Linked DNA regions of Homo sapiens: all the other regions are linked to region 1. The links are chromatin loops, found by intact Hi-C in ENCODE. Cell type or tissue: mammary epithelial cell. All regions are shown on one strand. Links, peaks and the distances in the headings refer to the core of each region. The heading gives the core; the rest is flanking DNA. Region 1 holds the start of LINC02615 (long intergenic non-protein coding RNA 2615). Region 2 overlaps LARP1B (La ribonucleoprotein 1B). Region 3 has its middle 67 kb from the start of PGRMC2. Region 4 has its middle 36 kb from the start of PGRMC2. Region 5 holds the start of LARP1B (La ribonucleoprotein 1B).

Evidence for each region. Peaks named below come from ENCODE experiments on the same cell type or tissue, not always from the same donor. Only the 100,000 strongest peaks of a DNase experiment are listed, where the experiment ranks them.
Region 2: it touches region 1 in a loop (16-fold over the local background); 9 of 110 quality-filtered maps call a loop at or near these places.
Region 3: a loop joins it to region 1, with 5 times the contacts of the local background. A loop is called at or near these places in 4 of 110 quality-filtered maps.
Region 4: it touches region 1 in a loop (2.6-fold over the local background); 2 of 110 quality-filtered maps call a loop at or near these places.
Region 5: it touches region 1 in a loop (5-fold over the local background); 2 of 110 quality-filtered maps call a loop at or near these places.

The regions. Positions count from the first base shown.
Region 1 is chr4:128,425,322-128,431,612 of GRCh38, reverse strand. LINC02615 (long intergenic non-protein coding RNA 2615) reads right to left here and starts at 3,597. Exons shown (of 9, transcript NR_125882.1): 1 at 3,315-3,597. In mammary epithelial cell, for the core only: a CTCF peak has its summit at 3,554; a DNase peak (open chromatin) is centred at 3,602; H3K27ac peaks cover 571 bases.
Region 2 is chr4:128,188,614-128,194,904 of GRCh38, reverse strand. The region is part of intron 15 of LARP1B (La ribonucleoprotein 1B); the gene reads right to left. Among named protein-coding and RNA genes, the nearest start is that of PGRMC2, 96 kb to the left of the region's middle. In mammary epithelial cell, for the core only: a CTCF peak has its summit at 3,421 (motif pointing left); a DNase peak (open chromatin) is centred at 3,384.
Region 3 is chr4:128,217,733-128,224,023 of GRCh38, reverse strand. It overlaps a transcript of LARP1B not described here. Among named protein-coding and RNA genes, the nearest start is that of PGRMC2, 67 kb to the left of the region's middle. In mammary epithelial cell, for the core only: a CTCF peak has its summit at 3,561 (motif pointing right); no DNase peak of the experiment used is centred there.
Region 4 is chr4:128,320,618-128,326,908 of GRCh38, reverse strand. No RefSeq gene overlaps it. Among named protein-coding and RNA genes, the nearest start is that of PGRMC2, 36 kb to the right of the region's middle. RefSeq lists an enhancer at 4,736-5,298. In mammary epithelial cell, for the core only: no CTCF peak of the experiment used is centred there; DNase peaks (open chromatin) are centred at 3,698 and 4,388; H3K27ac peaks cover 2,412 bases.
Region 5 is chr4:128,058,818-128,065,108 of GRCh38, reverse strand. LARP1B (La ribonucleoprotein 1B) reads right to left here and starts at 3,797. Exons shown (of 20, transcript NM_018078.4): 1 at 3,708-3,797. RefSeq lists enhancers at 2,715-3,573, 3,574-4,432 and a silencer at 2,891-4,390. In mammary epithelial cell, for the core only: a CTCF peak has its summit at 2,908; DNase peaks (open chromatin) are centred at 2,738, 3,918 and 4,338; H3K4me3 peaks cover 2,792 bases; H3K27ac peaks cover 2,498 bases.

The DNA.
Region 1 (6,291 bases), core at 619-5,618:
GAGTTAATGGGTGCAGCACACCAACATGGCACATGCATACATATGTAACAAACCTGCACATTGTGCACATGTACCCTAAAACTTAAAGTTTAATAATAAAATAAAATAAAGACTTCAATCTAAGACCTCAAATTATGAAATTGCTACAAGAAAATATTGAGGAAACTCTCCAGAACATTGGTCTGGGCAAAAATTTCTTGAGTCGTACCCCACAAGCACAGGCAACCAAAGAAAAAAATGGACAAATGGGATCACATCAAGTTAAAAAGCTTCTGCACAGCAAAGGAAACAATCAACAAAGTGAAGAGACAACCCACAGAATGGGAGAAAATATTTGCAACACCCATCTGTCAAGGGATTAATAAGCAGACTATATAAAGAGCTCAAACAACCCTATAGGAAAAAAATCTAATAATCCGATTTAAAAATGGGCAAAATATTTTAATAGACATTTCTCAAAAGAAGACATGCAAATGGCAAACAGGCATATGAAAAAGTGGTCAATGCTACTGATCATCAGAGAAATGCAAATCAAAATTACAAGATATCATCTCACTCCAGTTAAAATGGCTTTTATCCAAAAGTCAGCCAAAAACAAATGCTGGTGAGGATATGGAGAAAAGGGAACCCTCATATACTGTTGGTGGAAATGTAAATTAGTACAACCGCTATGGAAAACAGTTTGGAGGTTCCTTGAAAGACTAAAATAGAGCTATTATGTGATCCAGCAATCCCACTTCTGGGTATGTACCAAAAGAAAAAAATCAGTATACTGAAGAGATATCTGCACTACCATGTTTGTTGTATCACTGTTAACAACAGCCAACATTAGAAGCAACCTAAGTGTTCATCAATAGAAGAATGGATAAAGAAAATGTCATACTTATACACAATGGAGTACTATTCAGCCACAAAAAAAAGAATGAGATTCTGTTACTTGCGACGACATGGATGGAACTGGCTGTCATCATGTTAAGTGAAATAAGCTAGGCAGATAAAGAAAAACATCACATGTTCTCACTTATTTGTGAAATCTAAAAATCAAAACAATTGAACTCACAGAGATAGAGAACAGGATAGTTACCAGAGGCTGGGAAGGGTAGTGGGAGGGCAGGGAAGAAGTGGGGTTGGTTAATGGGTACAAAATAAAATAGAAAGAAAGAGTAAGACCTAGTATTTGACAGCATAACAGGGGCACTATAGTCAACAATAATTTAATTGTACATTTTAAAATAACTAAAAGCATAATTTTAGTTATTTTAAAATAACTAAAAGAGTAATACAAAGGATAAATACTTGAGGGGATAAATAGCCAATTTTGTATGACATGATTATTATGTGTTACATGCCTGTACCAAAACATCTCATGTACCTCATAAATATGTACACCTAATATGTACCCCTCAAAATTTTTTAAATTATTTTTTAAAATGCAACCCCATTCACAAAAGCAACACAAAGAAGTACCTAGCAATAGAGCTAAACAGGGAGGTAAAAGATCCCTACAACAAGAATTACAAAATACTGCTGAAAGAAATCAGAGATGACACAAAGAAATGGAAAAATATTCCATGCTCATGGATAGGAAGAATCAATATTGTTAAAACAGCCATACTGTCCAAAGAAATTTATATGTTCAATGCCATTCCTATCAAGCTACCAATGACATTTTTTACAGAATTAGAAAAACTATTCTAAAATTCATATGGAACCAGAAAAGTGCCCAAATAGCCAAAGAAATCCTAAGGAAAAAGTATAAAGCTGGAGGTATCACACTACCTAACTTCAAATTTTACTACAAGGCCACAGTAACCAAAACAGTATGATACTGATACAAAAACAGACACATAGACCAATGGAACAGGTTAGAGAACTCCGAAATAAAGCCAGAAACCTACAACTGATAATCAACAAAGTCAATGAAAACAAGCAATGGGGAAAGGATGCCCTATTTTATAAATGGTGCTAGGATAACTGGCTGGCCATATGTAGAAAATGGAAACTGGACCCCTTCCTTACACCATATACACAAATTAAGATGGATTACATACTTAAATGTAAAACCTAAAACTATGAAAACCCTAGAAGAAAACCTAGCAAGTACCCTCTGGACATAGGCCCTGGCAAAAATTTCATGACAAAGACTTCAAAAGCAATTGCAACAAAAACAAATATTGACAAGTGGGATCTAATTAAACTAAAGAGCTTCTGCACAAAAAAGGGAATTATCAACAGAGTAAACAGACAACCTACAGAATGGGAGAAAATATTTGCAAACCATACACCAAAGGTCTACTATCCAGAATCTATAAGGAACTTAAATAAATTAACAAGCAAAAAACAAACAACCCCATTAAAAAATGGGCAAATGACGTGAACAGACATTTCTCCAAAGAAGACATACATGCAGCCAACAAGCCTATGAAAAAAAGCTCAATATCACTAATCATTACAGAAATGCAAATCAAAACCACAATGAGATACCATCTCACACCAGTCAGAATGGCTATTATTAGAAAGTCAAAAAATAACAGATGCTGGTGAGGTTGTGGAGCAAAGGGAATGCATACACACTGCTGTTGGGAACGTAAATTAGTTCAGCCACTGTGGAAAGCAGTCTGGAGATTTCTCAGAGAATTTAAGACAGAACTGCCAGCAATCCCATTACTGGGTATATACACAAAGGAACATAAATAATTTTCCCATAAAGACATGCATGCATATGTTGATCACAGCACTATTCACAATAGCAAAGACATGGAATCCACTTAGATGCCTATCAATGGTGGACTGGATAATGAGCATGTGGTACATATTATATACCACAGAATACTACGCAGCCATAAAAAACAGTGAAATCTTGTCCTTTTCAGCAACATGAATAGAGCTAGAGGCCAGTATCCTAAGCAATTTAATGCAAGAACAGAAAATAAATACTTCACGTTCTCACTTATAAGTGGAAGCTAAACATTGAGTACACATGGACAGAAAGAAGGAAACTAAATACCTGGGCCTACTTGAGGGTGGAGGGTGAGAGGAGGGTGAGGATTGAAAAACTACTTGTCAAGTACTATGCTTATTATCTGGGTGATGAAATAATCTGTACACCAAACCCCCATCACATATAGTTTACCCATGTAACAAACCTGCGCATGTACCCCTGAACCTAAAATAAAAGTTGGAAAGGAAAAAAAAAAAAAGAAGAGAATGCTAATGGATACGGGAATATGAAGCAGCCACTGTCCCCAGGGCTGGGATACAGTGCCCAGGGAAGGGTCCCCAGCCACTTCCCAATCCAGGGTTGAAATCCATACCTCACTGAAGAAGGAAGAATCCAAGTTCAGTGAATGGCAGAGATATCGCTGTGGTGTCATACTGACCAAACTTGCTGGAAACCTGCTCTCTGGAACTTGCTGGAAATTCCTGACACTTTTTAGGGTGTCAGGAAAGGCGTTCACAGGGAGATGTCACATTGGAGCATTCCACAAAGTCACCCAAGAAGAGGTGAAAGAGTACGCTGCTGGCCACTGGGTGCTGCTGGTTGCCAGCAGGACCCAGGTGCTGGAGAAACCACAGGCATTCCAGGAGCTTGCATATAAAAATGGTCAGACCAGGAAGCAAAGCCCGTTCCTCCTATCATGTCTCTCATGCACCCTCTACCGACAAAGATTAACATGGTGCCATCTGGCAAAGAAAAATATTTAAAGGGCCCATATCCATTTTCTCAGAGCATGCAATGAAGAGTGAATTTGTAGCTGTGAGGCAATAAATTGATACCCTATATGTCCTTCAAGACGAGAACATCACCTATTCTTTGCTGAGTTTGGTTCCAGAAAAGTTCAATGTTGTAATAATTATCTTCAACAAAAATGCATAGTTTGTTGGTGTAAATTCTTCCAAGAAGCATATAAAAGGGTGGTGAAAGGATTGTGGAGCTTTCCAGATCCAGAGACCCGCTATGAAGGATATCAGCTGCAGCCACGTGCCTCATGAGGATCAGCACAGAGTAAGAGAAGCCATGCTGATTTATCCTGCATCTGCTCCCATCCTCTGAGGACACCTTGCTGCCCATCAGATTTTACATTCTTGCCTAACTAATTTGAGAACATAATCTAAGCTTACTCTATGTGTATACTGTTGTCTCCTCCACCGAGCTATGTTCTACTGAAATGCTACAGCATGCCATGGAATGTTGTGCAACCATTACACATGTTATTTAAAAAGAGTTCATGATTAAATGGAAAAATGCTTGTGTTATAATTATAAGTGAAAAGGGTAGGATGCAATATTATAATATGTGAAACAAACAACACTACATAGAAATAAAGAGCAAAAAGAAATACCCCCAAATCAATCACTATCTTTAGGTGGAATCAGAGTAATTTTCTTCTTCTTCCTATTATTTTTCTGTAATTTATGTATTTACTATAGTGACCACGTACTGGTTATACCTTTGGGACAAAACAATCTATCTAACAATAACAACAACAACAATAAATATATATATATACTTTTAATTTATTTATTTACATTTATGTGTGTATCTTGAAGTCTTAAACTGAGCCAAGGTTTGGGAACCAGAATTTGACAGAGTTCCATATAGAGTATCTGAACCAGTTCTTTATAGTTTACACAAGCTAAGGCGACTGCGACCCAATAGCAGTTTGGCCAATTGAGATAGACAAATTGTCTACCCTAATGAGATAGAAAACGGCAATATATTTACCAAAAAAAATGAATTCCATTCCCTGAACTTTTAGAATTATTGAGATCTATACACATATTTGAGTAGGATATAAGAGAATATCAAATATAAAGAATTAATAAAACAAGCAGGAAATAAAATATTAGCAACTTTCTTCCTTATCAATGAGACAAGCCAATCTCCTTATAGTTTTAACAGCAGTTTGGGGGAACCGTCTAAACACTGCACTCTTAATTTAGGCACATATTTCCTGAAAACTTATATTTACATTTGCCAAAACAAAGCAGTAATTTCCCCCCAAACCATGGCTATTGCTAGAACCATGAACTTCTAAACTCAACCTCCATAATTCCTCTGCAGAAACTGGCAGCCACACCTCTCAATCCTATAATAACGTGTAAGAAAAAAAGAAACCACATAATATGAAAGATATTCAAATAGCAAATAGTAAGGATTATAAAATTACAGACTAAGTATCAGACTCTACACTATCTGTGGACTCTGTTTCCCAGCACATCGTTTTTTAGGAGCAGATGATCTAAACAGCCCAGCTGAATGAAACCTACTGGAAGGCAGTGGATGACCTCATGACATCTAAGCATCCCTTCCAGTTCTAGGACTCCATTATTTAGCAGAGATCTGATGCACAGGGAACATGTTAGAAAGAAGCATTCAGTCTGTAACAGCATTTTAAATGGAAGAAAACTTGAGTCTGTGAGGAAGAGGAATGCTAAGTTGATCTCAGTTCGCCTAGGAATGTCCTGGTTTTAGCACTGGAAGTTCTCCATCTCAGGAAACCTCATCATTATGGGAAAACCAGAATGGCTAGTCATCTTACTGTTTGGATCTGACAAAGATTAGCTTCTTTGGGTTCCCGTGCAAATTAAAAGCTTTAATTAACTAAGCCTCATAAACCTTTAAACTAGTGATACTGATTTCTGCCTCTTTCATCCAGCTCCATGTAAGCACATTCTCATTATCGCCCACACAAGGGCTGGACTCTATGGGTCCTTCCGAATGGAGATCAGGAGAAGCTGTGAATGGTTAAATCCTGAAAATGTTTGAAAAAGAAGCTTCTTCTTACCTTTATTAACTATAAAGTGGCAAGCTCTCCAGGAGAAACAGGCCTTCTTTGGGGGGTTCTCTGACTATATAACAAATGTGTTCCCCAAATCCTATAAACTCACATTCAATTATTGATGAATGTTCTCTTCAGGACACACTATTCAACAACCCAGATTACTCAATAATCAATCCTATTATTTACTTGCTACTTTTTAAAGGCAATAAAAGGGATACAAATACATGATCTACACAATGCTTTATTTTCCTGTTTCCTCTCAGCCACTTCTCTCTGGTGTTTCCATGTCTCTATCAGTCTCTGTGATTCCCAGAAAATCTCCTTCTCCATTCCCAGCCTACGTGGTTTTCTTTCCTTCTTCTCCTTCCTCTACTCTCAGCATATTAGCCTATTTCCCAGAAAGAAAGAGCTCCTTTTCATGAAGAGGTGGGAGGAGGGGATAAATTGAATTTGGAATTACAGGATTTTCTTTGGCAGTCTAGGAAAGATCAGAATTTGAGGACAT
Region 2 (6,291 bases), core at 548-5,547, 240 kb after region 1:
AGAATTTCAGCAGAAAAAAAGAAAACTTTTTTTTTTTTGCGATGGAGTCTCACTCAGTTGCCCAGGTTGGAGTGCAGTGGCCCCATCCCAGCTCACTGCAATTTCCACCTCCTAGGTTCAAGCGATTCTCCTGCCTCAGCCTCCTAAGTAGTTGGGATTACCAGTGAGCGCCACCACATCCAGCCAAGAAAACTTTTTTTTTTTTTTTTTTTTTTTTTTTTTGAGACAGAGTCTTGCTCTGTCGCCCAGGCTGGAGTGCAGTGGCGAGATCTTGGCTCACTGCAAGCTCCGCCTCCCGGGTTCACGCCATTCTCCTGCCTCAGCCTCCCGAGTAGCTGGGACTACAGGCGCCCGCCACCATGCCCGGCTAATTTTTGTGTATTTTTAGCAGAGACGGGGTTTCACCGTGTTAGCCAGGATGGTCTCAATCTCCTGACCTCGTGATCCGCCCGCCTCGGCCTCCCAAAGTGCTGGGATTACAGGCGTGAGCCACTGCGACCAGCCAAGAAAACTATTTTTAAAAAGTCAAATGGGGCCGGGCGCGGTAACTCACACTTGTAATCCCAGCATTTTCGGAGGCCGAGGTGGGCGGATCACCTGACATCAGGGGTCCAAGGCTAGCCTGGCCAACACGGTGAAACCCTGTCTCTATTAAAATACAAAAATTAGCCGGGTGTGGTAGCGGGCACCTGTAATCCCAGCTACTTAGGAGGCTGAGGCAGAAGAATCGCTTGAACCCAGGAGGTGGAGGTTGCAGTGAGCTGAGATCGTGCCATTGCACTCCAGCCTGGGCGACATGAGTGAAACTGCATCTCAATAAATAAATAGTCAAACAGTAATGCAAAATATACACAACACAATATCAGAAATGAATACTTCTTTGATGGACTTCTTAGCACACTAGAACAGCTAAGGAAAGAATCAGGAAACCTGAATATAAATCAATCAAAATTACACAAAGTGAAATACAATTTAAAAGGAGTAAGAGGCCAAGCGCAGTGGCTCACGCCTGTAATCCCAGCACTTTGGAAGGCCAAGGCAGGCGGATCTCCTGAGGTCAGGAATTCACGACTAACTTGACCAACATGGTGAAACCCTGTCTCTACCAAAAATACAAAAAATTAGCTGGGCGTGGTGGCTTGCACCTGTAATTCCAGCTACTCAGGAGGCTGAGGCAGGAGAATCGTTTGAACCCAGGAGGCAGGGGTTGCAGTGAGCCAAGATCACTCCATTGCACTCCAACCTGGGCAACGAGAGCGAAACTCTGTCTCAAAAATAAAAATAAAAATAAAAAAATAAAATAAAAAAGGAGTAGGAGAAAAAGCAGATCAGAGCATCCAACAGCTATGGGTATTATCAAATGGTCTAACATATATGTAATTTGAAACCCAGAAGAAGGAAAAAAAGAAAACAGGGCAAAAAAATTTATGATGAGTCAAAAATTATTCTAACAATTTAAAAAGCCATAAATCTGAAACCATCAGAGAACCAGAGCAGGATACTTTATAGGTGTGTGTATGTGTTTGTGTGTGGGTGTATTAATAACAGGCAAATATCTATTACGAACCTACTAAAGAAATCTCCCAGATTCTCAATGGCATTTAGAAAGTTTTTAATAGATATATATGAAGGATTTAATGTGCTAAACTATCTACTCAAACTATATGTGTGTATGTGTGTATGCACATGTGCACATATATGTATGTGTATATACATGTACACATAACTGTCTAAAGAAAAATAATAACAAAGTATAGCACAAAGAATGGGGGACTGGGTGTGGTGACTCATAACGGTAATCCCAACACCTTGGGAGGCTAAGGCAGGAGAATTGCTTGAGCCCAGGAGTTCAAGACCAGCCTGAATTACATAGCAAGATCTTGTCGCAACAAAAATTTTTTTAAAAATTAGCCAGCTATTGTGGTGCACACCTGTAGTCCCAGATACTTGAGGTTAAGGTGGGAGGACTGCTTAAGTTCAGGAGTTTGAGACTGCAGTAACCTGAGATTTTGCCACTGCACTCTATCCTGGGTGAAAGATCGAGACTCTGTCTCTAATTTAAAAAAAAAAAACAAAGAAACAAACAGAGAAATGGGGAGAAATAATGAAAATTTAATGTTGTAAGGTGCTTATACTACACATGAAGTGGGATAAGATTATTTGAAAGTAGACTGTGGTACGTTAAAATGTATAAAGCTGGTCCTCAACTTAAAAGATGGTTTCACTTACGGTTTTTCAGGTTTATGATGGTACAAAAGCAATATGCATTCAGTAAAAACCATAGCTCAAGTACCATACAACCATTCTGTTCTTCAGTTTCAGCAAAGCATTCAATAAATTACATAAGATATTCAACATTTTATTATAAAATAGGCTTTGTGCTAGATTTTGCCCAACTATAGGTTAATATAAGTGTTCTGAGCACATTTAAGGTAAGCTAGGCTGAGCCATGATGTTCAGTAGGTTAGGTGTATTAAATGCATTTTCAACTTATGATATTTTCAAGCTACAAAGGGTTCATCAGGATGTAACCACATCATAATTCAAGGAACAGCTGAATTATATGGGCATATCTCAGAGATATTGCTGGTTCAATTCTAGACCACCACAAAACAGCACATATTGCAAAAAAGCAAGTCACATGAATATTTTGGCTTCCCAGTAAATATAAAAGTTATATTTACATTATACTGTACTCTACCAAGTGTGCAATAGCATTATGACTTAAAAAAAGTACATACCTTAATTTAAAAATACTTTATTGAGACAATGATGTCACCAAAATGGCAGAGTAGAAGCAATCTGGCTTCACTCTCCCACAGAAAGCCAAAAACAAATATCTAGCACAAAGCTTATCATCAGCAATATCCCAGAACTCAAATCTGAGGCTGATAGTACCCGTGAGCCACAGAGAACTGAAAAACTCCAAGCAAACAGTAAGAGAAATAGCCTTCTCTTTGCATGATGCCTTTTCTGCAATCTGCCAGGCCCTGTGCATGAAAAATTCCTCCCAGACTCAGCTTCTTCATTGGAAAAAGTTAGATGGAGGAGGACAGCCAGCTTTCCCACCATCTTGGGTTCCCTTGCAGGAAAACTGTTCCTGCCTCAACCCATAAGAAGTATAATATCATGAGGGCTAGCAGGGAGAAAAAAAAATCATGAAGGCAGAAAAAGAGGGGAAGCAGGAACAGAAACCCTAGCCCTGAAATTCTCCTCTTTATTTCAGCCAAAAGAGATGCCATATCAGAGTGGCTGTTCAGCAGGACCACACTGTAGGAGGTATGATCCATGAGTTTTCTGGGTACAAACCGTTTGCCAGCCTTACCACACAGTTGGGGTAATCCCCTTTGCCACCCCCACCATCTGACAGGCAGTGCTCCAATGTTTGTGAGAGCCAAGGCAAACTTGGGCTTAAGGCGCCATCTAGTGCCCAAAAGGAGGCACTGATATACAATAGTATTAAGGGAACTCACACGCTACTGCAAAGAATCTCTAAGAAAACATACCTTAGAAAGACAAAACAAGCAAGACAGCAAAGACTGGGATAAATAATAAATCCTTTAAAGCAAAGCCACAAATGTACATCCACGAGAAACAACAGCAAACACGGAACTATGACATCCCCAAATGCACAAAGCAAGGAGTCAGGGAGAAGAAAAGCAATGTGTGAGGTCTCAGATCAAGAACAAAATAACAGTTCTACAGACACTCAGCAAAATCCAAGATAACACAGAGAAGCAATTAAATTTATCAGAGAAATGTAACACAAAGAGATTGAAATTAAAAAAAAAAATCCTGGAACTCAGAAATACGTTTTCTGAAAAATGGATTACAGGCTCTCACATTGCAAGAAACAATCAGTGAGCTCAAATACAGCCTATTGGAAAATACAGTCAGAGGAGAAAAAGAAAGGAATGAAGAACACCTGCAAGATATAAAGAATAATCTCAAAAGAACAAATGTAAGAGCCACTGGCATTCAATGATGAGTTAAGAGCAAGGAGTAGTAAGCTTATTCAAAGAAATAACAGAAAACATTCCAAATCTAAAGAAAGATATAAATATCTAGGTACAGAAGGTCAGAAATTACCAAATATATTTTTATTAGTCCATTTTCACTCTGCTATAAATAATACCTGAGGCTGGGTAATTTATGAGGGAAAGTGGTTTAATTGACTCAGTTCCACATGGCTGGGGAGGCTTCAGGAAACTTACAATCGTGGTGGGAGGGGAAGCAGGCACCCTTACACTGCAGCAGGTGAGAGAGAGTATGTGTGAAGGAGAAACCGTCAAACACTTATAAAACCATCAGATCTTGTGAGAACTCACTCACTATCACAAGAACGGCATGGGATAAGTGCCCCCATGATCCAATCACCTCCTACCAGGTCCCTCCCTTGACACATGGGGATTATGGGAATTACAATTCGAGATGAGACGGGTGGGAACACAAAGCCAAACCATATCAATATTCAATCCAAATAAGAGTATCCCAAGGCAAATAATAATCAAACCTGAAAATGTCAAGGACAAAGAGAAGATCCTTAAAACAGCAAGAGAAAAAAAATAAAAGAACATATAAAAGAGCTCTGATTTTTTTGGCAAGAGACTTTTCAACAGAAACCAAACAGGCCATGAGGGAGTTAAGTGACACATTCAAAGTGCTACAGGATAAATGGAAACAAAAACAAAACCTGCCAACCAACTATGCTGTACCCAGCAAAGTTTTCCTTCAAACAGGAAGGAGATATAAAGTCTTTCCTAGACAAAAGCTAAGGGAATTCATCACTACTAGACCCATCTTTTCAGAAATGCTAAAGGGAGTTCTTTAATTTGAAAGAAAACAAACTTTGATGTGCAAAACCAAAAATGTTTGAAGGTATAAAACTCACTGGTAAAAGTAGACAAATTCAGAATGCTCTAATGCAGTAATTGTTACATGTAATCCATTCATATCTCTAATATGAAGACTAAAAGACAAATCTACTGAAAATATTAACAGCAACCTGTTAAGAGATAGGGAAGATAAATAGATGTAAATTAAGACAACAAAATGTCAAAATGTGGGAGGATGGAGTTGAAGTGTAGAGTTTTTTAGTTTTTCCCTTGATTCTTTCCTTTTCTTTGTGATCAAAGTTAAGTTGTCATATGTTTAAAATAACTTACAGCTATGGCTTTGGTAAGCCTCATGGTAACCACAAAGCAAAGACTTATGATAGATACACTAAAAATAAAAAGCAATGAATTAAAACATACTCCCAGAGAAAAACCACTTAATCACAAACAAAGGCAGTAAGAAGGAAGTAAGGGAGGAGTTACAAAACAACCAGAAACCAAGTAATGACATACTGCGTAGTAAGTCCTTATCTATCAATAATAATACTGAATGTAAATGAACTAAATTCTCCAACCAAAAGATATAAGCATGGCTGAGTGAAAAACTTTTAGAAACAAGATCCAACTATATATTGCCTACAAGAAACTCAAATCACCTATAAAGACACACATAGTCTGAAAGTGAAGAATGGAAAAAGACATTCCACGCAAATGGAAGCAAAAAAAAAAAAAAAAAAAAAAAAAAGTAGCCATACTTGTATCAAACAAAATAGAACAAGTGAAAGTCTGTAAAAAAAAAAAAAAAAAGGACACGGAAGGTCACTGTATGATGATAAAGGAAAGGATCAATTCAGCAAGAGGCTGTAACAATTTAAAAATATATGCACCCAATTCTGGAGCACCCAGATATATTAAGTAAACATTAATAAATCTAGAGGAGAGATAGACTATAATACAAATAATAGCAGGGGGCTTCAACACCCATCTCTCAATAATGGACAGATCATCCAGACAGAAAATCAACAAAGATACAATGAAGTTAAACTACACCTAGACCAACTGGACCTAGTGACATTTATAGAACATTTCACCTACTACTGCAGAATACACATTCTTCTCATTAGCACATGGAACATTCTCCAGGATAAAACATATGTTAGGCTACAAAACATGTCTCAACAAATTTAAAAAAGTCAAAATCATATCAAGTATCTTTTCTGGCTACAACAGAATAAAAATAGAAATCAATAACATGAAGAATTTTGGAATCTACACAAACGTGGAAATTAAACAACATGCTCCTGAATGATCAACAGATTAATAAAGAAATTAAGAAGAAAACTTCAAAATGTCTTCAAACAAATGCAAATGGAAACGTAACTTTCCAAAACCTATGAGATACAGCATAGCAGTACTAAGAGAGAATTTTATAGCAATAAATGCCTACATCAAAAAA
Region 3 (6,291 bases), core at 669-5,668, 210 kb after region 1:
TTCCTGACTTCTCATAGTTGAGAGAAGGTAAAATGCAAAGATTGGAATGAAGTTTTACTTGGGTAATAACTTCCATGATATTCTTTTTTATTCTGAAAATATCCTTATTACGATTATTTGAGCTATTACTATATCACTTTAGCAAAGTTTAGGCACTAGTGATTTAAATAACATAGTCAAGGCCGGGTGCAGTGGCTCAGGCTTGTAATCCCAGCACTTTGGGAGGCTGAGGCAGGCAGATCACCTGAGGTCAGGAGTTCAAGACCAGCCTGGCCAACATGATGACACCTGTCTCTACTAAAAGCACAAAAATTAGCCAGGTGTGGTAGCGTGCGCCTGTAACCCCAGCTACTCAGAAGGCTGAGGCAGGAGAATCGCTCGAAGCCATGAGGCAGGCTGTTGCAGTGAGCCAAGATCGCACCACTCCACTCCGGCCTGGGTGACAGGGCAAGACTCCATCTCAAAAAAATTAAAATAAATAAGTAAATAACATAGTTGAATGGAAAAATATGACAAGTATGAAAAGTTTCAGGAATAGTCATTAGAGATTGGTTCTAGGAAATTGTGCCGATATGCTTTAAAGTGAATATAATGGTATCAAGTTCATTTCAATACATTCATGCACCAAGTCAAAAACTGTATTGTATGTAATCCACAAACTTTAAGGTTTTGAAAATAAATTTTTATTAAATAGCTAAATATTACCTAGAATATGAGAACCTCCATCCAGGCTTCCTAGAAACCTATACTGTAATCTTCAAAATAATAAAACAGGCCAGGCGCGCAGTGCTCACGCCTGTAATCCCAGCACTCTGGGAGGCTGAGGAGAGAGGATCAATTGAGGTCAGGAGTTCAAGATCATCCTGGGCAACCTGGCAAAACCCCATCTCTACAAAAATAGAAAAGTTAGGCGGACATGGTGGTGCATGTCTGTAGTCCCAGCTACTCGCGAGGCTGAGGCACGAGAGTCGTTTGAACCTGGGAGGCGGAGGTTGCAGTGAGCCGAGATCTCACCACTGTGCTCCAGCCTGGGAGAAACAGGGAGACTCTGCCTCAAAAAAAATAACATAACATAACATAACACATATAAAATAAAATAAAATAAACATGTAGTGTTTATTAAAATGTAGAACAACAATAAAGCTGGCTGAAGATCAAGATAATCTGGTGGTCCGAGAAGTTACCTGCCTCCCCTGCGGGCTCTGCCTGTGGCCTAGATAAACCAGCTTTTTGCCTTCAGTGGTGGGCAGACACCAATGTAATTTGCTATTTCCACAATCCTCAATTGGAATGTCTATTGGAGACAGGTCTTAACACAAGTAGAGGAAAAAGCTGGTACAAATTTACCTGTAATAAAACTGACTTAAAGAGTAAGTTATTCCCCTTCTTGGGAATAAAGACAACTTCTCACAATAAAGACAACTTCTCTTGGTGGGAGGTAAATTTTTGTTGAAGTTGTTATCTAAAAGTTATTAAAAATGTCCCAGGGCAGAAAAAAAGTAAACAGAAATATGGTTTGTAAGATGCAAGTCAAACTTGGAAGTGGCATTGATGTGGGGTGGGGCGGCGACTGGAGTGTCACTGAGCCCAGGAGAGGTCACAGGAAGGCAGATTCTCATATCCTGCTTAGGAACTAGATGTTTATGATGAGCAGAAGTAATCGATCATGGTGATTCTGGGAAAACATAATAAGCAAAATTGTTAAAAAACAAAGGGAAAGAACTAAAACTGAAGGTGTGATTTCAGATTCATGGTAACTGCTTCATGGAAATCATGCTCTTGTCACTTGGTCAAGGTCAGTAGAAATAACGGCATCTAAGCAACTCTACTACTTCTCACATGGAAGTCAGTGAACCACCACAAGGGCAGAAAAGCATTCATAAACCACTATGTTAGGACAATAAAACAATTAAAATCAGACTTTTCCTTACTAATTAAAATGTTTTAAGTAGATTAATTTCCCATGAAAATTTAAAATTATATTCACAGCCTACTGGAGAAAATACCTTGCAATACCTGGAGATAATTTGTCCAGTGCTTAGCCCTAATGATAGCTCATGTTTACTAAGTGCTTACTGTACCACCATGCACTGTGTTACATGCTGTGCATTTATTCTTCAGGACACTATGAGGTAAGTGTAATTTTGTAGATAAAGGACTGTAACTTAGTGAGAGGGGCCAGGATTCAACTCATGTTTCTAACAAATAAGCTGTCTCTAGAGCAGCAGTTAACTAAATTTTGGCTCTCACAGACCCTTTCCCTTAAAGTCCATCCACTGACTCATTAAAATAAGTCTCACCTCAGATTATACTTAAAGGCATTCAACTGGAAACCAGAAAATGTTAACATTAAGCATTACAGTACTGTGATAATGTTTGTGTTACAATAAAAGTCTAATGAATCTTAAAACACATGGAGAAAGGTACTCAATTTTGTAGACTTGGAACACTATCTGGAAAAAAACAAAACAATAGCAGCGGATTCTGGTTTCTAGAATTTATTGAAGCTAATACGTGCAGTATATTGTTAGAAACCATTCTATTAACCAAAGTATTTCTCAATTTGCAAGGAAAAAACAGGCTTATTGTAAAGAACTCAGAAAACTGACACAGAGTGTAAAGTCAGAATTGATTCCTATCAATTAACCTTGTGGGATATTTCCTTCAAGCCGAACAGTTCAGAATCTTCAGTTGTCAATAATAACCCTAAATAAACTAATGCAAAATTTCTAAGCAAATTCTAAATAAAATGCTCAGTTTCATTTGTATTTTACCTTATCTAATTCTAGGAAAACATTTAAACACATGGATGATATTTGTTTCCTAATCAAAATTTCCTCCCAAAAGATTTAGCATATATTGTAAATCATTTATCACATAATTTATGTTTTTAAATACTCCATTAGACCCTCCATTACTGCAGAGGATGCCTATCATCAAAAAAAAATGCAGTCTTAACCACAAGAATCCAATCTTGATTTATAATACTTAAGAATCATTGCAGTTGAGTTCGAAAGTCAGGGGTTCTGTGTTCTATTTCACGCTGTTAAAGAACAATCTGGTTAAGATGAAGAGCCTGGGCTCTGAAGCCAGACTACTGGAGTTCAAACGCTAGCTCAGCCATTCAACTAGTTGTGTGATAACACTTTGTTCTAGTTACAAGATTAACAACTAGTTTTAAGTTTATCGTGTTTTAGGTAGGATCCATTCATTAACTTGCTGTGTGACTTAACTACATGGCTTAGGTTAGCCAGGAGATATACCTTAAAATCTGCTTGCTTTGTTCACATCTCAAGAGTTAAAAAAATAATGCTAATGAAGTACTTCAAACTCTTAAGTGAAAGGACAATACCAAAGCAAAAGTATTTCCATTTTTAACTATACACAAGTCTTAATGTTATCATATATATTTACTAATAACCAAATAACTAATGCAAATTTACCAATAACTAGGGCAATGCCTAACCACGTAACGAGTTGTGAGACACACATATGACTATTAGGAATGCAAGAGTAATTGATATAATTATATGATATCACCACAAGATGGAGTAAGAGGTCTCAAAAACACACACATACTCACTTTCCTGTCAAAAGTCTACAGATCTGACATTCCGTTTTGCCATCTCATGGTGATATAATTAGGTATTACTCTATCGGATCAGCCTCCTATGCAAGAATAAAATAAAAATAATAGTTACATAAAAGCCAAGAAATTAGTTGAAGGAAAAGATTAAACACACAAAGGAAAGTGGTGACACTACTTTGTAAAATGGCAAGAAGCATACAGAATGTCAGAGTGGAGTTCCAAACTAACATAAGCTTAAAAAATAAAATCTAGCCAGGAGCAGTGGCTCACACCTGTAATCACAGCACTTTGGGAGGCTGAGGTGGGTGGATCACCTGAGGTCGGGAGTTTGAGACCACCCTGACCAACATGGAGAAACCCTGTCTCTATTAAAAATAAAAAATTAGCCGGGCGTGGTGGCACATGCCTGTAATCCCAGCTACTCAGGAGGCTGAGGCAGGAGAATCGCTTGAACCTGGTAGACAGAGGTTACAGTGAGCCGAGATCGTGCCATTGCACTCCAGCCTGGGCAACAAGAGCGAAACTCTGTCTCAAAAAAATAAAATAAAATAAAATGTATTTCAAAGCTAAAATAATATAAACATAACCCCCTTCCTAATTCCATTTATTTATTTATTTATTTATTTATTTATTTATTTTATTATACTTTAAGTTTTAGGGTACATGTGCACATTGTGCAGGTTAGTTACCTATGTATACATGTGCCATGCTGGTGCGCTGCACCCACTAACGCGTCATCTAGCATTAGGTATATCTCCCAATGCTATCCCTCCCCCCTCCCCCCACCCCACCACAGTCCCCAGAGTGTGATATTCCCCTTCCTGTGTCCATGTGATCTCATTGTTCAATTCCCACCTATGAGTGAGAATATGCGGTGTTTGGTTTTTTGTTCTTGCGATAGTTTACTGAGAATGATGGTTTCCAATTTCATCCATGTCCCTACAAAGGACATGAACTCATCATTTTTTATGGCTGCATAGTATTCCATGGTGTATATGTGCCACATTTTCTTAATCCAGTCTATCATTGTTGGACATTTGGGTTGGTTCCAAGTCTTTGCTATTGTGAATAATGCCGCAATAAACATACGTGTGCATGTGTCTTTATAGCAGCATGATTTATAGTCATTTGGGTATATACCCAGTAATGGGATGGCTGGGTCAAATGGTATTTCTAGTTCTAGATCCCTGAGGAATTGCCACACTGACTTCCACAATGGTTGAACTAGTTTACAGTCCCACCAACAGTGTCAAAGTGTTCCTATTTCTCCACATCCTCTCCAGCACCTGTTGTTTCCTGACTTTTGAATGATTGCCATTCTAACTGCTGTGAGATGATATCTCATAGTGGTTTTGATTTGCATTTCTCTGATGGCCAGTGATGATGAGCATTTTTTCATGTGTTTTTTGGCTGCATAAATGTCTTCTTTTGAGAAGTGTCTGTTCATGTCCTTCGCCCACTTTTTGATGGGGTTGTTTGTTTTTTTCTTGTAAATTTGTTTGAGTTCATTGTAGATTCTGGATATTAGCCCTTTGTCAGATGAGTAGGTTGCGAAAATTTTCTCCCATGTTGTAGGTTGCCTGTTCACTCTGATGGTAGTTTCTTTTGCTGTGCAGAAGCTCTTTAGTTTAATTAGATCCCATTTGTCAATTTTGGCTTTTGTTGCCATTGCTTTTGGTGTTTTGGACATGAAGTCCTTGCCCACGCCTATGTCCTGAATGGTAATGCCTAGGTTTTCTTCTAGGGTTTTATGGTTTTAGGTCTAACGTTTAAATCTTTAATCCATCTTGAATTGATTTTTGTATAAGGTGTAAGGAAGGGATCCAGTTTCAGCTTTCTACATATGGCTAGCCAGTTTTCCCAGCACCATTTATTAAATAGGGAATCCTTTCCCCATTGCTTGTTTTTCTCAGGTTTGTCAAAGATCAGATAGTTGTAGATATGCGGCATTATTTCTGAGGGCTCTGTTCTGTTCCATTGATCTATATCTCTGTTTTGGTACCAGTACCATGCTGTTTTGGTTACTGTAGCCTTGTAGTATAGTTTGAAGTCAGGTAGTGTGATGCCTCCAGCTTTGTTCTTTTGGCTTAGGATTGACTTGGCGACGCGGGCTCTTTTTTGGTTCCATATGAACTTTAAAGTAGTTTTTTCCAATTCTGTGAAGAAAGTCATTGGTAGCTTGATGGGGATGGCATTGAATCTGTAAATTACCTTGGGCAGTATGGCCATTTTCACAATATTGATTCTTCCTACCCATGAGCATGGAATGTTCTTCCATTTCTTTGTGTCCTCTTTTATTTCCTTGAGCAGTGGTTTGTAGTTCTCCTTGAAGAGGTCCTTCACATCCCTTGTAAGTTGGATTCCTAGGTATTTTATTCTCTTTGAAGCAATTGTGAATGGGAGTTCACTCATGATTTGGCTCTCTGTTTGTCTGTTGTTGGTGTATAAGAATGCTTGTGATTTTTGTACATTGATTTTGTATCCTGAGACTTTGCTGAAGTTGCTTATCAGCTTAAGGAGATTTTGGGCTGAGACGATGGGGTTTTCTAGATAAACAATCATGTCGTCTGCAAACAGGGGTAATTTGACTTCCTCTTTTCCTAATTGAATACCCTTTATTTCCTTCTCCTGCCTGATTGCCCTGGCCAGAACTTCCAACACTATGTTGAATAGGAGCGGTGAGAGAGGGCATCCCTGTCTTG
Region 4 (6,291 bases), core at 916-5,915, 110 kb after region 1:
CCTTGAGCTACCTAATATCTTTTAATAAATCCACTTTTGCTTATTTTTGGACTATTTGGAATGGATCTGTTGTTCATAATCAAGAATGTTGACTATTATACTCCTCCCTTTTTCTTGACTCCTTTCATGTGTTAACCTCAATCTCGTCTCATGCAGACTTTTTCCACATGGTAGGGAAAGGACTACCAGCAGTCATTAACTGGCATTTTCCAGCTCCATAACCCAAAAGGCGAGTCCCCTTCCATTTCAGCACCAAATTTAAAAGCTTGGGAAATAACAATAGCTACCATTAGTATAGCCATTAATATAGCATTTACTATAAACAGACACTAAGATGGTCTATATTTACTTTTTTTTTGAGATAGTCTCACTCTGTTGCCCAGGCTGGATGGCAATGGCATGATCATGGCTCACTGCAGCCTCGAACTCCTGGGCTCAAGTGATCCTCCAGCATCAGCCTCCTGAGCAGCTGGGACCAAAGGTACAGGCCACCACACCCGACTTTTTAATTGTAGAGATGGGGTCTTGCCATGTTGCAGGCTGGTCTTGAACTCCTGGGCTCAAGCAATCCGCCTGCCTCAGCCTCCCAAGAGCTGGGATTACAGGTGTGAGCCACCGTGCCCAGCCAAACTCATTTAATCTTTACCACATCTCTAAGAAACAGGTACTATGATTTTTCCTCATTTTTCAAAAAGGGAAATGATACAATAAATTTCTCAAGGTCATATAGCTAGGAAGTAATAGAATCAGAATTTAAACTCAAGCAATTTGACTCCAGAGTCTGTGCTCCCAATGCAGGGACATTCCAACACAGAAGTGCAGTAAAGATTTTATTCCTACCTCACTGGTTTCCCTTTCCAGAACAAGCAAAGGTCTGAAAAGGGAAGCCAGAGGAAAATCAGATAAAATCTGGAGGAAAATGTGATGGCTTAGAGAAGAAAGGGTTTCAAAAAAGGAGATATGTATCTACTCAATTAGAAGTTACCCTTCAAAACATGTCATATATTCAATTATCTCCATGTGTAAATTATTGAGAGACTGCAGAGAAATTTCCAAATGAAAAGTTACATCATTGAAGAGTAAAGTGAATTTTGAATAGGCTTTCATTATCTATTAATAATCATAACTTCAGAATTATTGACTAACATGTTTCATTTGTGAAGCAAACAATAAACATCATTAAGCATGAAAAAAAGAAGGAAAGAGAGATCAACTGTGTCAGATGCTAGTGAGAGGCTGAATTAGATTCAGACAGAAAATTGACCACTATATTAGATGCTATTGATAAACTGGATAGGATCTATTTCAACAGAGTGGTGGGTACAAAAAAGTGTACTTGGAATGGGCATATGAAAGGAAAAAAATGAGAAAGTAGAGACAGAAAGTATAAACAAATAGTTTGAAGACTGTGAAGAGAGGGAAAGAAATAAAACATATGAGGATGATGTGACGTCAAGGGAGATATAGTTTTATTTTATTTTATTTTTTTAGGTTCCCTCAAATCATGGGATTCAAGGGATGATTAATAATAAAACATGTTTGTATATCATTAGGAATAATTCCATGATGAAAAAAAACAATAATTAAGAAGAGAGAGGGTAACTCCAGTATTGAGGTCCTTGAGTAAACAAATGTGGATGTGATGTGATCTAAGACGCTAACAGAGGGGCTGGACATCAGAAGTAGAAACACTACTTCCAGTGTTCAGAAAGAAACATAAAATACATGGAGGGTACAGATGCAAGTAGATTGGTAGGTTTAGTGATGGGAAGATGAGGCAATTCTAAGTTAGCTACATTTCCTTGGCCGAGGTTATTGGCTGAGAGTGAATGGGATGAAAGAATGGAGGTTTTAGAAGAAAGATTGTCCTAGAGTGTAGGAGGGTGAATGTACCAAGGAAGTGAAACAGCATCATCTAGCAGCATTGGATTCCATTTGGGATTTACAGTGGAAAACTTTAGGCAAGTCCAGTCATCATGGTTGTATGAATTTCCTCTAGTAACATTAGTTTCTCAGGTGTAGTTACAGCATAGGAGGATAACTGGGTTTCACAAGGGGTGAGTTTTTTCAGATGTGTTCAGTGGAGAGAAAGGAAAACAAGAAAGTTCAGGTTTTCTGCAAGAATCTGGCTCAAGTGCCAGACCATGGAAGCTAGCTTAACAAGAAGATAAATAACAATATGAAAGTTAGGGAAATTAAAAAATAAAATCAGCAGGATCAATGGATTGAATGTCCCTATAGGGTCAAAGAACAGTTCCAAGGGAACTGGTAGGAGTGAGATAGAGACTCAAAATGTGATAATCAGACAGCAGGATAGTGATTGCTGTCCAGAGATTTTAAAGGCTATTGGTATTGACTGTTAATAATGTCTATGGTGTGGCTGTAAGAATGGCAGTGGCTGGTTGCAGTGGAGTGAAGATATTTGAAGTAGAGAAGTTCAAGAAATTGAGAGACCAGGGTACTGGGTGGATAATCTACAAGGACAGCAAAACCAACAGGATTGTAGGAATAATGGAGGAAATCAAATACAATAAACTAGATGATAAAGTCATCAAAGAATGATGAGAGACAGCAAGAGATTCTGAAAGATGACAACTATTAGAAGAGAGATTAGGTGGTAAAGTCTGAAGACATGAACTCAACAGACTTAGGGTTTTCAAAGTCAAAAGAAGGATAGATAGTTTGGAAGGATCAATAGGAAGAAAAAAGATACTTACTCTACCTACAGCCAAATAAAGGTTTACCAGAAAGGGGTCCCGATGCAGACCCCAAGAGAGGGTTCTTGGACCTTGTGCAAGAAGGAATCCAGGGTGAGTCCACAGAGTAAACTGAAGGCAAGTTCATGAGTGAAGTAAAGAAACAAAAGAATCGCTGCTCCATAGACAGAGCAGCCCCAAGGGCTACTGGTTGGCTATTTTTATGATTATTTCTTGATTATATGATAAACAAGGGGTAGATTATTCATGAGTTTTCTGGGAAAGGGGCAGACAATTCCCAGAATGGTTCCAAAAAGGGTTCCTCCCCTTTTTAGAATGTATAAGGTAACTTCCAGACGTTGCCATGGTATTGTAAACTGTCATGGCACTGGTGGGAGTGTCTTTTAGCATGCTAATGCATTCAGTTAGTGTATAATGAGCAGTGAGGATGGCCAGGTATCACTTTCACTGCCATCTTGGTTTTGGTGGGGTTTGGCTGGCTTCTTTATGGTGTCCTGTTTTGCCTGAATCTTGTGATACCAGTCCTGCTGACCTCCTATCTCATCTTGTGACTACAAATGCCTAACCTCCTGGGAATGTGGTCCAGTAGGTCTCAGCCTCATTTTATCCAGCCCCTGCTCATGATGGAGTCACTCTAGCTCGAACACCTCTGACAGAAAGACAAGACATCTTCCATTTGGGAGGAAACTGCTTCTAGGAAAGAAATTTCCTCAGGGAACAGCCAAGTTTCAGTTAGAGGAAGAAGGGGAAGCAAATGTTCAGAGAGCAGTTTTGGGATGTAGAAAAGTTTGGTAATGGAAAACCAAGAATTATAGAGGGCAGTGGAGGAGTCTGAGATTGCAGAGCAGCATAAACAAGATAGAGTGGGGAAGGTAAAAAGCAGTGTTGAGACAAGCGATAATGATCTAGGAGGTGTGGACTTCTAGCACTGAGGTTATTGGAATGTGGGGTATGTTGTGAGCTGTCCTGGAAGGCTAGAGGAAGCTGAGTAACCAGTGTTATCCAGAGTGTTTAGCCAAGAGGTGTGGGTCATTGTTTAGTCCCATATCTCACAGAGGCGTTTGGGCCTGGGGAATGGAAGAGGGCCTCCTAGAAAAACAGCTCATCATGGGTTGTAAGCTGTTCAATGAGCAGTGCTGGCTGGGGAGGAGTTCTCTCTAGAAGCACTACTTGCTGTTGGGACCTCCAGACCCTGGTCTCTCTTTTCATTGCAGTACTGTCACAGCCTGAGCATCAGTGGGGCCACAGGTCGCTTCACCAGGTGAGAGGTGCAGAAAGAAGAGCCATAGTGGGTCTCAGAGCAGAAAGTTTTGGGGCAACTGGAAAATGAGACCACATGAGGAGCTGGGGCCATTAGTCTCTCTCTCTGGAAAGAGAAAAGGAGTTTCATTGTTTTGTTTTGTTTTGTTTTTGTTTTTGTCATCTGGCATTACAGCCTTATCTTTAACCAAGTTTTCTTTGCTCCATTTTTCAAGTTTCACTACCCTGAATTTTGCCTCTTTCAACCCCAGAAAAGTCCTTTTCTTCCTTGACCACGATTTCAACAAATAATACAAGCTAGGTATGACTGAACTACCTTCACGCAACACTTTGAACAAACTCCAGTGATATTTGAGACTTCAGACAACTACTGCTCTCTTATCATCCTTTGCTGCCATTCCATCAAAACAAAACAAAGTAGACAAAGACATGACTCACAGATGACTGATTGAGGTTAGACATACAGATGGATAGATAGACAAATAGATAATAAATAAATGAGAGAAGGGAAGAGGAAGAGTGGGGAGGGGAGTGGTAAGGAGAGAAGAGGACAGATTTGGTCATCCCTTTGATGGCTGGTAAAATGTCTAGATATTCTTTGGAATAATTCAATTCTACAATCTTATCAAAAGGATAATCTTATTTAGAAACATAATCAGCAAAACTAAAACTAATTTCCCAATTCCCCAACTTCCACATCCAAAAAATTATTACAGCTCCCAGACAAATGCAGATTTGAATTAGGAAAGGCCTAAAGGGAGCATTAGAAGGCACACTGAAAACTGTCTTCCTAACCTCTCAATCAGAACTGATCTTAAAAACCCAAAGCTAGAAGAATCTGTTTGGAGGCAAAAATCAGAGCTCTAGTCCAAAGACCTGTTTAAATAGAAGCTAAATCCTGATCTTGCCTGGAAAATGAGGTTCTTACATCAGGGTTACTCTCATAACAATGAGGAGAAACTGGCATTGTCTCTCGAGGTAAGGCTCCATCGGTGGATTATGGCAGCTAAGGAAGGGAGTCAGGATCAGAGCTTCAAACACAACCAGCTAAGGAGCCCTCATTTAGAATTCCCATTGTGAGTTTACCCCCTGGGTGGCCCATAAGGCTTCCTCTACTTTCCCTTAAACACCACACACACACACACACACACACACACACACACACAACTATTCTGCACCTTTTGAAGCTAGTATGGCAGTTATCCAAGCAAAATGGAAAATTTTTTAAATTCTACAGCATTTCAAAGAATGTTAAATTACCCAAAAAAGTGAGAATTATTTCTCCAGGGCATAGAATTATTTATATAGCTACCATAACTTTTAAAACAATGTTGATGTATAATGACATTTGTTCCATTAAAAAAAAATCTCCCCTGGCCTTTTCAGGTTCATTGTTCCTTGATTAGTTGATCCAAACTAAGCATTCCAGACATTGTTGTACAATAGCTCCATTCTGTATTCCAAAATATTTATATGGTATGACACACTTGAGCTATGTTTGCCTATGGTAGTTAGGTTTAGAACCACTTTAGAACACACACAGACCTATAATCCAGCCAGTGTTCCAATTAGACTTTTCAGAACTCCCCATCCCCTCCGTACTCTTCTCAAATCTGTTTCTGCTGGCCAGGTGCAGTGGCTCACGCCTGTAATCCCAGCACTTTGGGAGGCCAAGGTGGATCACTTGAGGTCAGGAGTTCAAGATCAGCCTGGCCAACCTGGTAAAACCCTGTTTCTACTAAAAATACAAAATTAGCTGGGAGTGGGGGCGCACGCCTGTAATCCCAGCTACTCCAGAGGCTTAGGCAGGAGAATGGCTTGAACCTGGGAGGTGGAGGTTGCAGTGAGCTGAGGCCGCACCACTGCACTTCAGCCTGAGTTAAAAAACAAACAAACAAACAAACAAAAAAAACAACAATAAGAAAACTACCTGTACATATCTGTTAAATTTACATGTATATATCTTTAAGAAATCACATATTGGAATTTGGTGTTTTTGAAACTGCTCATTATGACCATTTGTCCATGTAAACAAAATGCAGCTTTCAAGGCTTCTCGGTGACATATCTCTTAGGAATTGGCAAAAAGGCTTTAGAAAATAGATATTTGGCTGGGCATGGTAGCTCATGTCTGTAATCCCAACACTTTGGGAGGCTGAGGTAGGAGAATCACTTGCCTCCAGGAGTTCAAGAGCAGCCTGGGCAACATGGTGAGACCCCATCTCTACAAAAAAATAAAAAATTATTTAAGCATAGTGGCACATGCCTGTAGTCCCAGCTACTCAGGAGGCTGAGGTGGGAGGATCGCTTGAGTC
Region 5 (6,291 bases), core at 469-5,468, 370 kb after region 1:
AAACTGAAATTTCCATGAACCATACCATACAACTAGTATCACAGTGTTCTTAATCTCCAGTGAAGACTGGAGAATGAAGGCACCAATAGCTTAACTGTTAAATATTTTTCACAGGTCATTTGCAATTAAAGTTCCCAAGGCTTACCTTGACAGTTTTTAAAGTTCTATTATCATTATTATTATTATTAATATTATTATTTTAAACGTGGTCTTGCTATATTGCCCAGGCTAGAATGCAGTGGCTATTCACAGGCACTATGACAGGACACTACAGCCTCAAACTCCTGGGCAAAACTGATTTTTCCTGCCTCAGCCTCCCAGGGAGCTAAAACTACAGGCACACACTACCATGTATGGCTTCGAAGTTTTAAAATCTATGATACTGGTTTTATGATCAACAAAGAGTTCCTACTTGGTAATTCACTTAATTGTCTGTAAGTCTAGAAGTAGAGAGGTGAAACAGCAAATAAGATGATTCACTAGGGTTTTCTTTCTTTGCTAAATTTTAGAGTGCTTGCCACTGGGCTTTAAAAAAGAAAAAAAAGAAAAACTTTATGAGGTCTTCACTTAACCATGTTCTCTTTAGTTAGTAATAGGAGTAAACAAACAGCTCTTTATAGCGAGGAAGGAATTATGCCAATATTAAATCCAGAGCAAACTTTTTTTCTGCAAGTGTCAAAATTTATCAACAATTAATGAGGAGTATTTCTGTGCAAAGGCAAATGAATGAATTAACTCAACACATATCTCCCTCTTTGGAGAGTTCCTCTGAAGAAATGTTAACATAACATAATGGGTGCTTGTAACAATCACCGTACTTTTTTTTTTTTTTTTTTTGAGACTGAGTCTTGCTCTGTCACCCAGGCTGGAATACAGTGGCTCAGTCTTGGCTCACTGCAACCTCCGTCTCCCGGGTTCAAGCGATTCTCCTGCCTCAACCTCCTGAGTAGCTGGTATTACAGGCACGCACCACCATATCCGGCTAATTTTTGTATTTTTAGTAGAGACGGGGTTTCGCCATGTTGGCCAGGCTGATCTCGAACTCCTGACCTCAGGTGATCCACCCGCCTCGGCCTCCCAAAGTGCTGGGATTACAGGCGTGTGCCACCGCGCACAGCCAATCGCCTTACATTTATACCACCTCTTCATCGCATTTGATCCTCACAAGCCAGTAAACACGCTCAAATATTTCTTGTTCTGCTGCTAACCTTTAATTTTAAATAAAAATGAAGACTTGCAAGTAAACAGCTGTCATTTGCATATAAAAAGTTCAAGTCATTTACAACTTAATTTAGAAAGATACGGTTTTGTTTTTTTGTGTTTTTTTTTGAGACGGAGTTTCGCTCCTGTTGCCCAGGCTGGAGTGCAGTGGCGCGATCTCGGCTCACTGCAACCTCTGCCTCCCGGGTTCAAGCGATTCTCCTGCCTCAGCCTCCCCAGTAGCCGGGATTACAGGCATGCGCCACCACGCCAGGTTAATTTTGTATTTATAGTACAGACAAGGTTTCTCCATGTTAGTCAGGATGGTCTTGAACTCCTGACCTCAGGTGATCCACCTGCCTCGGCCTCCCAAAGTGCTGGGATTACAGGCGTGAGCCACCGCGCCCGGCCAGATACTGCTTTTTGTCATGGTTTTTATTTCCATTTTAACTTTTTTTTTTTTTTTTTTTTTTTTTTTTTTGAGAGTGGGTCTCACTCTGCCGACCAGGCTGGAGTGCAGTGGCGCGATCTCGGCTCACTGCAACCTCCACCTCCCGGGTTCAAGCGATTCTCCCTGCCTCAGCCTCTCAAGTAGGTGAGATTACAGGCGCCCGCCACCACGCCTGGCTAATGATCGTATTTCTAGTAGAGACGGGGTTTCGCCATATTGGCCAGCCTGGTCTCGAACTCCTCACCTCAGGTGATCCGCCCGCCTCGGCCTCCCAAAGTGCTGGGATTACAGGCGTGAGCCACCGCGCCGGCCCATTTTTACTTTCTTAAGTTGCAGTTACTACAATCAAAATAAAGCACCGACGGCCATACAGCATTGGTCAGCATTCAAATATAGTGGCATAATCTTATCTCCTCTAAAGGGAAGGAGAGCTGACAATGTTAGAAAACCATTTACCTAACGTGCAATCCACGCTCGCATGTCAACTATCCTATTTCAATTATTTTCCAGCACACTTATAACTTAAAGCACTTTATTTTTTTTAATTATACTTAAAGTTTTAGGGTACATGTGCACAACGTGCAGGTTACACATGTATACATGTGCAGCCATGTTGGTGTGCTGCACCCATCAACTCGTCATTTAACATTAGGTATATCTCCTAATGCTATCCCTCCCCCCTCCCCCCATAAAGCACTTTAAAAACCACATTTAAAGTCTCATTTTTAATATGACTGCTCAGCAGTGTTTTGAAAACCTTTTTTCATCTTATTTCACAAAAGACTACAATCGCGCTTCCACTTACGAATAAATCCCCTTGCTCTGACTTGCTTCAATCCTTTTATGTAAAAAAAAAAAAAAAAAAGTCTACCAAAACTTTCCCATACGAAGCACTGCAGTATCTAAAGTTAGCTACTTTCCCAAGTCACTAACACTGGGGACAAAACACAATCGCAACCGCGCCAGCAGGGATGCGCCGCCAAGCTACCACCTCCGTGCCCCCATCAGGCAAGGAGAACCTGAGGTCCCACCTCTTCCTGCCGCTCCCTTCCCAGATGCCCATGTCTGTAAATAGGCAGAGTGAATGACACCTTGGAACAAATTACCTCCGACTGACAGGGAGGGGAGGCCTGCCGTTACCCGGGCCTGGTGCCCGCTACCGCCGCCACGCGCCGGCAAGTCCCGCAAGTCGCCCCTGCCCGCACCCTGCCAGTGCCCAACGCAGAGCAACCACAGACCTGCCTCCAGGGTTTCCAGCGGGGGCGGTGGCGGACCTGTCGTGTCTGGGGACAGGTGCTGGGGAGGCTTTTTGGTCCAGGGATTTCCCTTAGGCGGCAGCAGCGGCGGCTGCCGCTTTTCCGCAGGGCCAGCTGCCACCTCTTCCCGGGCGTCCTCGGCCGGCGGATCCCGCAGCAACGGCGGCAACGGCGACGGCGGCGGCGGTGGCGGTGGCGGCTCCCCGCCGAAAGGGCCCCCGGGCCCACGCGCCTTGTGCGCCAGGTGCAGCGCCAGGGGCCTCACGGGGACAGCCGCCTGGGGCACGCTGCGTCCCAGCACCAGCGCCGGCGACGGCTCTCCCCGCGCCCCAGCGCTAGTGGCGGCCGCGGCCCTCTCCTCCCTCGCCGCCTCTTTGCCCTCACATTCGGGCGGGGGCGGCTGCTCGGCCGGCCGGTTCGCCGCGGCCAACAGCGACTCCCTCTCAGCAGTCACCGCGGGCGGATCCTCCCGAGAATGGGCGGCGGGCATCGGGGCGCGAGTAGACATCGTCCCTCTGCCCCAGCCGCCCCAGCCGGGGTGGCCCCGAGGCCAGGGAACCCGACTGCCCGTCTCTCCGCCGGGACACCGGCCGGCTCCAACTGGGGACAGACAACCCGAGAGCCCGGCGGCCGTGGCCGCCGCTGCCGCCGCCCGCCGAGGCCGCGCAGCGCCCGGCGTGACGCCCCTCCCCGCACCGAACGGAGCGCCAACCGCCCGCCGGCCCCGTCCTCTCCGCGACGCACGCCCCGAGCCCGCCACCACGCGCCGGGAGCCGCAGCCGGGAGCCGCGAGCCCTCACCTGGCGCAGGGCAGCCGCGGAGGCGCAGCACGCCGAGGCCGAGGAGCTTTACCCGAGTTGGGGAGGCGCGAGCAGCCAAAGCTGGTAACTGCCCGCGGAGGCGTGGAGACGGCGAAGAGGGGCGGCCCGAGAGCACGGGGCGGGGCCTCCCTGAGGAGCGTGACGTGGCTACTCACCGGGTCCTTCTCTCGCCGGGCCTCCCGCGGGAGCTGACGGATTCGCCCGCCCGGGTGCCGCCCGGCCCGAGGGTCTGCCCCGCCCCAGCTGCCCTCCGAGTGCGAGGGAGGACGAAGGGGACGACTCCCGGCTCACTGGCTGAGGCCGCCCCGACTGCAGGCTCAGGGGCGGAGCGCGCACCAGGCCTCTGTGGCTCGCGGCTGGCTCGCGGCCTGCCCCCGCGGCGACGGCGGCCAAGGGCCTGGGCGGGCCGCGCACATGGCGCTGGGAGGACCGAGCGCTCGATTTGCCCTTAGGCCCTAAAGCTGGGTCGCAGCTAGGCTAAGGGAGGGGACGCGGTGTCGACCCCCGGCCTGGGGCAGCTCCCAAGTGAAGTGGGCTCCGCGGCCCGGCCGCTTGGCCCGCTGGCGCCCGGCGCCTCCCCCAGGTGAAAGTTGCCTCCTGGCGCCTCGGGGCACCGCGATCACCTGTAATCTTGAGCCACGTCCCAGATGAAGGGGGAGTTACCTCTCGGTAACTGTTTAGGAAACCTTTGCCCCAGCGTTCGGCTTAGTGCGCTTCCCCGCCCGCATTCCCACCCACCAACTAAAAGAGTTCTAAAGCGTTCCTGAGTAAATTAAATAGTATTTCGCCGGCTTTTAAAATTTTTTGTTACCTGTTTCTTTAATTTGGGTAAATAGCACTTAATTACAAATTAACCATATTCCCAATAGGTTTTTTCTTCCTGGAATGGATGTTAAAATGGTACAAAGACGTTTTGATAATAAATCGGATACGAGCTTTCTACTTGGCACTCACATTCACTTAGAGATGATACTCGTTTCATTTTTGAGTCAGTGTTTGTGTCCTGGTGCAAGGTGGCTGAGAGCAGGTTCCGCCGCTGATTTTTTTCCGAGCCCCCCACCAACCCCATAGCCTTGTTAAATAAATTATCTGTGCTCGCCTTATGTTTGGGCTTTCAACCCCCACCCCCCACCCCACGCCCAATAAGTCGCTTCAATTACATTCAACTTGACGTTAATATTTTTTGCTTACTCAAAAGCCGTATTCGGCACAAATAATTTTCCTAAGGCTAATAACCTATTCATACATAACAGCTATAAACAATAAGGGTTTTCTTGTTTTCCGTGTCAGTGATCTCCAGTTTGCCCAACCCTAAGCAACCTGGCGAACCTTGTTGCAATTAAAAGGGGATTGTACTTCCACCTATATTCCCATCCATCTTTACTAGCTCTGTTATTAGTGGCGCTTTGTATTTTTTATTGGTGGTGGTGATGGTGGTGGTGGTGGTGGTTTGAGACAGAGTCTCACTCTATTGCCCAGGCTGGAGTACAGTGGCGTGATCTCGGCTAACTGCAACCTCTGCCTCCCAGGCTCAAGAGATGCTCCTGCCTTAGCTTCCTGAGTAGCTGGGATTACAGGCGCGCCACTACCACCCGGCTAATTTTTGTATTTTTAGTAGAGACGGGGTTTCATCAGGTTGGCCAGGCTGGTCTTGAACTCCTGACCTCAAATGATCCACCCGCCTCGGCTTCCCAAAGTGCTGGGATTACAGGCATGAGCCACCGCGCCCGGCATTTTTTTTTTTTTAAGAGGTAGTCTCTCTCTGTCGCCCAAGCTAGAGTGCAGTGGCGCGATCGCGGCTCACTGCAACCTCTGCCTCCCGGGTTCAAGCGATTCTCATGCCTCAGCCTCCCGAGTAGCTGAGATTACAGGCGCCCACCACCACACCCGGCTAATTTTTGTATTTTTGGTAGAGACGGTGTTTCACCATGTTGGCCAGGCTGGTCTCGAACTCCTGGCCTCAAGTCATCCCCCCACCTTGGCCTCTCAAAGTGCTGGGATTACAGGCGTGAGCCACCACGCCTAGCCTCACACCTCTGTAAAGTGTCCTTTTAATAATAAACTTAAAATTCCAAAATTTGAGCGTTCCGTCTGATTTTAGTTTCATCTGACTGACCCAATTTGCTGTAATTAACCTCTATCTTGTTACTTCATTCTGCCTCTGCAGCTACGTGCCAGACTCTTCCTCTGCTTCATAGTTCAAAATTAAGGATAAAAGACTGCTTGACCCTACTTATTTTTTCCAGCCAGATTATACAATTCATTAGCCAATCTGTGGATTATCTGCCCTTGGGTAGGGTGTTCACCTGGTCTGGAAGAACAAATTATTTGGTTCAAAACACTGCCATCAGCCAGGCGAGGTGGCTCACGCCTGTAATCCCAGCACTTTGGGAGGCCAAGGCTGGCGGATCACGAGGTCAGGAGTTCCAGACTAGCCTGGCCAACACAGTGAAACCCCGTCTCTACTAAAAATACAAAAATTTAGCTGGGTGTGGTGTCGTGCTGCGATTACAGGTGCCTGCCACCACACCCAGCTAATTTTTGAATTTTTAGTAGAGAAGGG